2 separate regions of the Homo sapiens genome follow, and region 2 is linked to region 1. A link is an interaction called in ENCODE POLR2A ChIA-PET data of the cell type or tissue named here. Cell type or tissue: MCF 10A. All regions are shown on one strand. Each heading gives the region's core, and the rest is flanking DNA. Links, peaks and the distances in the headings are about the cores only.

The links. ChIA-PET counts read pairs that join two places held together with the same protein. Peaks named below come from ENCODE experiments on the same cell type or tissue, not always from the same donor. Only the 100,000 strongest peaks of a DNase experiment are listed, where the experiment ranks them.
Region 2: POLR2A ChIA-PET joins it to region 1 with 6 read pairs; 3 of 35 experiments call an interaction of 5 or more read pairs at or near these places.

The regions. Positions count from the first base shown.
Region 1 is chr13:21,433,197-21,438,901 of GRCh38, reverse strand. All of the region lies in intron 1 of ZDHHC20 (zDHHC palmitoyltransferase 20), which reads left to right. Among named protein-coding and RNA genes, the nearest start is that of ZDHHC20, 23 kb to the left of the region's middle. In MCF 10A, for the core only: no CTCF peak of the experiment used is centred there; a DNase peak (open chromatin) is centred at 2,861.
Region 2 is chr13:21,364,588-21,368,587 of GRCh38, reverse strand. It overlaps the pseudogene MIPEPP3. Among named protein-coding and RNA genes, the nearest start is that of LINC00539, 22 kb to the right of the region's middle. In MCF 10A, for the core only: no CTCF peak of the experiment used is centred there; no DNase peak of the experiment used is centred there.

The sequences.
Region 1 (5,705 bases), core at 921-4,920:
GAAAGGTCTTGCCTCGATGATGATGGCTGCTGACTGATCAGGGAGGTTGTTGCTGAAGGCTGGGGTAGCTGTGGCAATTTCTCAAAACGACAAGAACGAAGTTTGCCGCATCTGTTGACTCTTCCTTTCACAATATTTTTCTGTAGCATGTGATGCTGTTTGACAGCATTTTACTCACAGTAGAACTTCTTTCAGAAATTGGTATCAGTCCTCTCAAACCCTGCTGATACTTTATCAACTAAGTTTATGTAATATTCTAAATGGTTTTTGTCATTTCATCAGTGTTCACAGTATCTTCACCAGGTATAGATGCCATGTCAAAAAAACCATTTTCTTTTCTCTTCCATACAAAGCAACTCCTCGTCTGTTCAAGTTTTATCATGAGGTTGCAGCAATTCCATCACATCTTCAGGCTCTGTTTCTTATTCTACTTCTCTTGCTGTTTTCACCACATCTGCAGTCCCTTCCTCCACTGAAGTCTTGAACTGTTTAGTGTCATCCATGATCTTGGACTGGAATCAGCTTCTTCTGTAGTCCTGTTAATGTTGATATTTTGACCTCCTCCCATGAAAAACGAGTGTTCTTAATGGCATCTAGAAATGATGAATCCTTTCCAGAAGGTGATCAATGTAGTTTGCCTAGATCCATCAGAGGAATCACTGTGGCATCGATAGCCTTATGAAATGTATTTCTTAAATAAATAATAAGGCTTGAAAGTTGAAATGACTCCTTGATCCATGGGCTGCAGAATAGATGTGTTAGCAGGCATAAAAACAACATGAATCTCCTTGTACATCTCCATCAGAGTCCTTGGGTTTCAAAGTGCATTTTCAATGAGCAGTAATATTTTGAAAGGAATCTTTTTTCTGAGCAGTAGGTCTCAACAGTGGGCTTAAAATATTCAATAAAGCCGCTGGGTGCGGTGGCTCACGCCTGTAATCCCAGAATTTTGGGAGGCCGAGGCGGGCAGATCACGAGGTCAGGAGATCGAGACCATCCTGGCTAACATGGTGAAACCCCATCTCTACTAAAAATACAAAAAATTAGCCAGGCGTGGTGGCGGGCGCCTGTAGTCCTACCTACTTAGGAGGCTGAGGCAGGAGAATGGCGTGAACCCGGGAGGTGGAGGTGGCAGTGAGCTGAGATTGTGCCACTGCACTCCAGCCTGGGCGACAGTGTGAGACTCCATCTCAAAAAAAAAAAAAATTCAGTAAAGCATACTGTAAACAGATGTGCTGTCACCCAGGTTTTGTTGTTCCATTTCTAGAGCATAGGCAGAGTGGATTTAGCATAATTCTTCAGAGCCCTAGGGTTTTTGGAACGGTAAATGAGCATTGGCTTCAACTTAAAGTCCCCAGCTACATTGGCTCCTGAGAAGAGTCTCCCTATTCTTTGAAGCTGGACATTGACTTCCTCTCTCTGGCTAGGAAAGTTCTAGGTGACCTCTTCTTCCAATAAAAGACTGTTTCATCTGCAGCGAGCATCTGTTATTTAGTGTAGCCACTGATATGGCGTGGCTCTGTGTCCCCACCCAAATTTCACAGTGTGAAAATGGACTAATATAGCTACCTTCATCAATTATCTCAGCTAGATCTTCTGAATAACTTGCTGCAGCTTTTACATAAAAACTTGCTGCTTCGTCCTGTACTTTTGTGTTATGGAGATGGCTTATTTCCTTAAACCTCATAAATCAACTTCTGCTAGCTTAAGACTTTTTTCCTGCAGCTTTCTCATCTCTCTCAGCCTTCACAAAATTAAAGAGAGTTAGGACTTTGCTCTGAGTTAGGCTTTGGCTTAAGGGAATGTTTGTGGCTGGTTTGGCTCTCTGTCTAGAAAACTCAAACTTTTTTTGTATCAGCCTCATTGCACTTTCTTATTCATCTATTCACTGGAGTAGTACTTTTTTTAAAATTAATTTTTTTTATTATACTTTAAGTTCTAGGGTACACGTACACAACGTGGGCCAAAGTTAGTGCCACTCCACTGGAGTAGTACTTTTAATTTTCTTCAAGAACTTTTCCTTGGCATTCACAACTTGGCTAACTTTGGCCCAAGAGGCCTAGCGTTTATCCTGTCTTGGTTTTTAACATGTCTTTCTCACTAAGCTTAGTCATTTCTAGCTGTTGATCTAAAGTGACAGGTGTGTGACTCTTCCTTTCACCTGAACACTTAGAGGCCATTGTAGGATTATTAATTGGCTTGATTGCAGTATTGTTGTGTCTCCGGAAATAGGGAGGCCCAAGGAGACGGAGAGAGATAGAGGAATGTCTGGTCAGTGGAGTGGTAGAAACACCACATTTATTAAGTTTTCCATCGTATATGGATGCAGTTGGTGGTACTCCAAAACAATTACAATAGTAACGTCACAGATCACTGATCACAGAGCACCAGAGCAGATATTATGATAATGAAAAAGGTTGAAATACTGTGAGAATTAACCAAAATGTGACACGGAGACACAAAGTGAGCACAAAGTGTTGGAAAAATAGCACAGATAGACTTGCTTAATGCAGGGTTGCCACAACCTTCGATTTGTAAAAAACATAATGTCTGCAAAGCACAATAAATCAAAGCACCTTATGAGATGTGCCTATATGTATTTTCAGCAAGAATGTCACAGAAGTAATGCTGTGTCATTATAACATTTTGGGGACCATTAATGTTGATCAACACCCAAGGTAGTGTGTGCTATGTTTCTCCATTCTATAAAGGTACAGTTTTTCTTTGTAATTAATATTCTATTAGACCACCACATCACACGGATTCCTTTTTGAGGAAGGACTTGTTGCTCAGTTTTGGTCAGTGCAGTCAGCAGATAGCTTCCAGCACTTTCTGCATGACTCATATCACCCAAGGTCACACCCTTCCTGGTGCAGCTTGCACACAATGCCTGAGTGAGATGGGGTGGAACTGCCCACTTCAGAGCTCCCTGCCGGTTGCTGAAGCCAGGACTATATTGCAGTGAGATTGCTCCCTTAGCCCAATTATACCTCTTCCCCCTTCCTTTCACATATGCTGGTCCCTAGTAAATACATTGCACCCCAAACTCTGTCTTAGCATCTGATTCCAGAGAACCCAACCTGAGTCATTTCTTATTGGGAGACATTTTGAAACCCTGTGAATAATCTGTTTGTTATTACTTTCACTTACTCCTTTTAGCATCTATTGAGAATTCTTGCTTGAAACAGTTATTACTGTCCTGGTTGCCAAATGGTGGTTTTCTAATTCCATGATTTCTTCTACATTTACTAGTTAGAATTCTACTGTATGGAAGAGATTATCCTTCTCCCATTTACTTATTTATTGATTCACTCACATATATCAGCATGCACCGGCAAATTCTATTTTGTGAATTATAATCTAACACGTATTTTATTGTTCAATTTGTCCCAGATTTGGCCAGTAGGAGCCAGTTTCCATCTTGTTTCTGTGTGCTTTGATGTGTCCTTATTGTTTTTTTAGTACTTCCTTTCTTTCTGGCAATATATTTCAGCATTGTTTGATACTTTTCCTGCCCCTGGAATTGGTCATTTCAACAGGGACCAAGAATGAATATAAAAAATGGAAACATTCAAGCATTAGAAGAAAATATGGGTGGATGATCTTAAGGCAATGAGGAAAGCCTCTAACATCTCAGAATCACCAAGCACAATAGAAAAAACAAACAAACAAAAAAGTAAGCAGATGTTTCACAGGAAAAAAAAAATGAAAATGACACATAAGCATAAGAAAAGATACTGACCCTCACTTATAAGATAAATACGAGGTAAAATTATCCTGCCATACCAAAAGATTGAAAACTTCATTGAGTAGACTGCAGAGAAACAGTCAGTTTCATTCATTGCTGGTAGAAGTATAAAATGGTACAACCCGTATAAAAGGGTTTTTGCAAAAAGCTAAAGACATGGTGGACAGATTTACTTTTGGTTCAGTAATCCCACTGTTAGGAATCTACACTGAAGATAAACTTCCACAAATAAACAACACATGCACAAGGTTATTTATTGCAACATTGTAGTGGCAAAGGATTGGCGACAACACAGATGCCCATCAATAGAAGGCTGATTGTATAACTGGAATATCCACACAACGGAATATTGTGCAATGCTTTAAAAAAAAAAAAAGGATGTCTCTGTGTGCTAATGGGTAGCGATTTCTAGAATTTGTAGGACATTTCACAAGACATCTGGCCTGATCTTTTCAAAAAGTCATCATCATATGGATTTAGGGAAGATGGTGGTAATAGTACATTATTTTTGAGTCACTCCAAATCACTGCATAAAAACAGAACATGAACAGTATCTGTAGCAAAACTAGTTTGCTAGAGAATGACAATGAGCTTCAGACAACCAAATTGACTGCAGAGATACAAATTAAACTCTAATATGAACATTAAATATTTATTTTCTTGTGGACCCAAGACTAAGACTAAATGAGGAATAATGTTTGTAATGGATACTATATGCTTTAACAATTTTGATTCAGCACAACTACTAGAGAATGGAGAGAGAATATATGAAAAAATTATTCAAACTTTTAAGTAATCATATTACTGGCAGTGTTATTGTCATTATCTCGAGATTATTGGGTAAGCAATATGGGGTATTCTAATTCTTCATCCCTTGTGTCCTTGAGAACCAGAATTCTCAATGGAAAAAGGAGATACAAATGTGAGATAGAAGATGTTAAGTAAAAACCCTGTAGACTTTAATTTTAATTGGAAATATCGGTATCAACTTATCAGGTATTTAATCTTCCTTTTAAAATGGTGTGCACGCACACACACAGACACACAGACACACACACACACACACGTAGGAAAGGAAAACAAACCCTGTTGATTACCAGACTAGTCATTTATGTAGAAAATCCCAAAGAAACTGCAAACAAGCTACTAGAACCGAAAAGTGAATTGAGCCAGCATACAAGGTCAATAAAAAAACTAAAACATATTTCTAAATACTATTCTATAGCAATGAGTAATTAAAATTGGAATTTTTAGAAATGCTGTTTATAATAGCATCAAAAACATGAAATATTTTAGGGATAAGTCTAATAAAATATGTGCAAGATTCTGTGTGATAGAGAAAATCTAAAATGGAGAGCTACGCCATGGTCATGGGCTGTAAGACAATATTTCAAAGACATTACTTCTCCCCAAGTTGATCTGTAAGTTCAGCCAGTCAAAATCCAGGCATCAGCCAGCACTGGATCTCCCAGAACAAACAAACAAAAAACAAAACCAGGCAGATTTTTGTTTGTGAATTCCCGCCTCCCACCCCCACCAGATGGAGTCTTGCTCTGTCACCCAGGCTGGAGTGCAGTGGAGTGATCTCGGCTCACTGCAAGCTCCGCCTTCTGGGTTCACGCCATTCTCCTACCTCACCCTCCTGAGTAGCTGGGACTACAGGCACCCGCCACCACGCCCGGCTAATTTTTTGTATTTTTAGTAGAGATGGAGTTTTACTGTGTTAGCCAGGATGGTCTCGATCTCCTGACCTCATGATCCGCCCGCCTCAGCCTCCCAAAGTGCTGGGATTACAGGCATGAGCCACCATGCCTGGCCTTGTTTGAGTATTTTTTTAAGGAAATCAATAAGATGAGTTTAAAATTTACATGGGCCAGACACAATGGCATGCAAGCTGTCTAGCTACTCAGGAGGCCTATAGTCCTAGCTACTTGGGAGGCTGAGACAGACAGACTGC
Region 2 (4,000 bases), core at 1-4,000, 69 kb after region 1:
AACATTGCTTCTAGAAATGAAATTTGTAATCTACCTCTGTAGTATAACATATCTGTACTTTGCCCATTGGGAAGTGTTCTGAACCAAAATGTCCATATTCGGATTATAGCCATTATCCCCAATGTGCACTTCATTCTACAAACAGCTGTGTGTAGAGTGGATATATTAAGTCCATATTTTAATATCTAGTACTAGGTATTTTGAAGTGAAGATGTTTGTGACAAATTTTTAAAAATGAGATGGTGAACTGGAGTTGGCCCACAGGCCATAGTTAAGCAACCCCTATGTTAGCAGCTCCATGCATTCCACACCAGTCTCTATAGTAGCAAACAGGAAGCCCTGCTCCTCCCCCACAAAAAGTGACATTTTTGACACATTTTTGGGTTGTTAAATTCAAAACCCAATGTCCTTTGGCAGCATTTGTAAAGGAGGAAGGACTCTCTCCAACTGATGGTTTTTTTTTTTTTTTTTTTTTTGAGACGGAGTCTCGCTCTTTCACCCAGGCTGGAGTGCAGTGGCGTGATCTCGGCTCACTGCAAGCTCCGCCTCCCAGGTTCATGCCATTCTCCTGCCTCAGCCTCCTGAGTAGCTGGGACTACAGGTACCCGTCACCACAGCACCTGGCTAATTTTTTTTTTTGTATTTTTAGTAGAGACGGGGTTTCACCATGTTAACCAGGATGGTCTTGATCTCCTGACCTCATGATCCGCCTGCCTCGGCCTCCCAAAGTGCTGGGATTACAGGCGTGAGCCACTGCACCAGGCCAACTGATGTTCTTAAGCCATCTCTTTGAGCTGTAACTCATTAATGAACGCTTTACTGGAGAAATCAGAAAAGCATAAAAGGAATGGTTCTATTTGTTTTTAGAAAACACTCCAGATTATACTGTAGTTCCACTTAACACAGCTGTGTTGCTAGTGGATGAAATTAAGTCCCTTGTTTTGAAACACCTTAGGCTTCTGGGTGTTCGGAGGTGATGACACATGATAAAGTACAGCTAGTAGAATAATACATGTTATAAATATCTCTAATTATTTTAACAAATGAAATACTATTTTGTAGGTGGGATTGTTCATTCAGTACTTATTCCTGGGTTTGTGAGTGGGAGGGAGAGGCAGCACTAGGGTAGGTTTCTACAGATGTGTCTTTTTTTTTTTCTCTTTCTTTTTTTCGTTTGAGATGGAGTCTCACTCTGTTGCCCAGGCTGGAGTGCAGTGGCGCAATCTTGGCTCACTGAGACCTTCACCTACCGGATTCAAGCAATTCTTCTGCATCAGCCTCCCGTGTAGCTGGGATTACAGGCATGCACCACCATGCCCGGCTAATTTTTTGTATTTTTAATAGAGACAGGGTCTCACCATGTTAGCCAGCCTGGTCTCAAACTCCTGACCTCAGGTGATCAGCCCACCTGGGCCTCCCAAAGTGCTGGTGAGCCCCTGCGCCCAGCCAGATGTGTCTTTTTAGATGACAGGTGCAGAGTGATCTGTGCCTGTATTTTATATGGCTCTGGCTGTGTACACACTCTTTTTTGAGACAGAGTCTCACTCTGTCACCCATGCTGGAGTGCAGCAGCACAATCACAGCTCACTGCAGCCTCCACCTCCTAGGCTCAAGCAATCCTCCCACCTCAGCCTCCTGAGTAGCTGGGGCCACAGGTGCACACCATCAGGCCCAGATAATTTTTTGTATTTTTTGTAGAGAAGGGGTTCCACCATGTTGCCCTCACTGGCCTTGAACTCCCGGGCTTAAGCGATCTGCCTGCCTTGGCCTACCAAAGTGCTGGGATTACAGGTGTGAGCCACTGCGCCCAGCTAACACTGTCTCATTTACCATTACATTCCTAGTGACTAAAACAGTGCCAGACACATACTAGGCGGTCAATACTTTCTGAATGAATAGTGTAATTCCCTATATATGAACAATCACTATGTATATATGGAAACCTGGGAGGATGTATACCAAAATATCAACAGTAGTGTTTTCTGGTTGGTAGACATTAGGGTAATTTTACTTTCTTTTTTTGTTTAAATTTGCTACAACAACTACATATTATCTTTGTAAACAAGGTAGGGAAAGTTTATTCACTAATTCCTTCTCAGAGTATGATTATGGTGGCATAAATTGATGCAGTATTACAGGCACAAAGCCACTTCAGCAAACCTTTTTTATAAGGGCCCTAATACATTCATGAGGGAAGAGTCCTCATGACTTAATAACTTTCCAAAAGGCCCCGCCGCTTAATACTACCACAGTGGGGATTAAGGTTCAACACGAATTTTGGAGGGGCCACCATCATTCAAACCACATAGGTGGTATCAGAGAAGACTACGTGGAAAATGGGAATTTTTATCACCATCCAGCGATAATGAGGCCTCACACCTCCCATGGTGACATTAGAGACCACATGGGGAGCAGTAATGAGGCACCCCTCCCCCGCCCAGCAGAAGTGTTGTCAGTGGAAGCCAACTGGGGGGTCCCAAAATACCACTGCTACCAACAGTAATGAGATACTCCTCCTACCTACTGGAGTATCAAAGGAAGGCAAAGGGGGAACTTTCAAACACACACCGTAGAAATGAGATATGTGTGTGGTGAGTTCAGTTCACATGGCTGTGAGTGTTTAGTGGGTCTGGGGTTAGTCGAGGGAGGAGGCAGACAGAGGGGAAGGAAGGTGCAGCACAGAGGTAGAAAGAGGCCAGAGGTGTTCAGATCTGCAGGTGGCTCCTGGGGCGGAAGATAAAATGGGCCTGGAGGGGCAGGTCAGGGCTCTGTTAGGTAGGCCTCCGTGACAGGCTCATGAGTGGAAATTTCACCCTGAGAGGAGACCGCAGACAGATTTTAGGCAAGAGCCTGACATCAGAGAGACAGAAAGGTGTCATGTGGGGAAAAGTGCAGGGAGGAAATGCTGCTGGCCTGAGGCCACACAGGCAGTGGTTGGAACTCAGGATGTCATGAGACCCAAAGCAAGCCAGGCCTGGTGGGGCTGAGAGGTGGGCATGGGTCTGAGATGTGTTGTAGAAGGCAGAGTGTGCAGGGTTTTGTGCTGAGAGACGGGGGAGGTACTGAGGTCAATATCTGACGTTTTAAGCTCCAGGAAACTGTGAAACATTAAGATAGTGTGATGGACAATTTAACATGTCATCTTGGCTGGGCCACTGGGTGCCCACGTATTGGGTCAAACATTATTCCGGACATGTCTGTGAGGGAAGTTTTGGATGAGGTTAACATTGGTTTATCATCCCAAAAATGTATTATCGTGGATATGACTTATGTTTTAAATATGTGAGCATTATTGTGCTTTCTTGGACATCCACTGCCTAGGGCAGACCTCTGCCCTGATGGGTGTTCAGGCACTGAACTACCCATGTCTTTACTTTTCTCTATTCATTCATGATACTTTGACATCTGGGGCATTGCTGACTCTGGGGGGACTGCCCCACCTTCCCTATCAGGCTCTCACACGAGGGCTACTATCCATCCACCTGCTTTAGTCACCCCAGGGCCATTGCCAGACATTAGGGATAGTCATCTGCCCCAGAGCCCTGAAATTAAACTAGACAATCCTAAGCCTGTGTGCTCCGCTCACCCACTCCTCCCGTGGAAACCATAAAAAGGCTCCAGCCCACAGTTCCTCCGTCTCCCTCTGTTCCTGACTGGCCCAGTGTCTCCTATGAGGCCCCGTGTGCTGTGCTGGGCCTCCTGTTTCTAGGAATGTATGAGCAGAATAAGCTTCTTCTTCATGAGAGTCATTTTTGTGTCTGTGTGCCTTATCATCCTTAATTAAAACAGATCCTGGGGACCCTTAAAACACAGGTAAGCACTTGCTCATCCATTCTTCAGGAGGCTAAGTCTGGATCATCCGCCTCTGTCTCTTCTCAAACCCTTTCAGGGCGTAGCCTGGGGCTGGGGTTGCAATAAGAGCTCAACGAACGTGGCTGGCTGAGTTCTCCTGTGCTGTCCACCAGGCCTCCCCATCGGGTCTGTGCCTCCCATGGGGCTG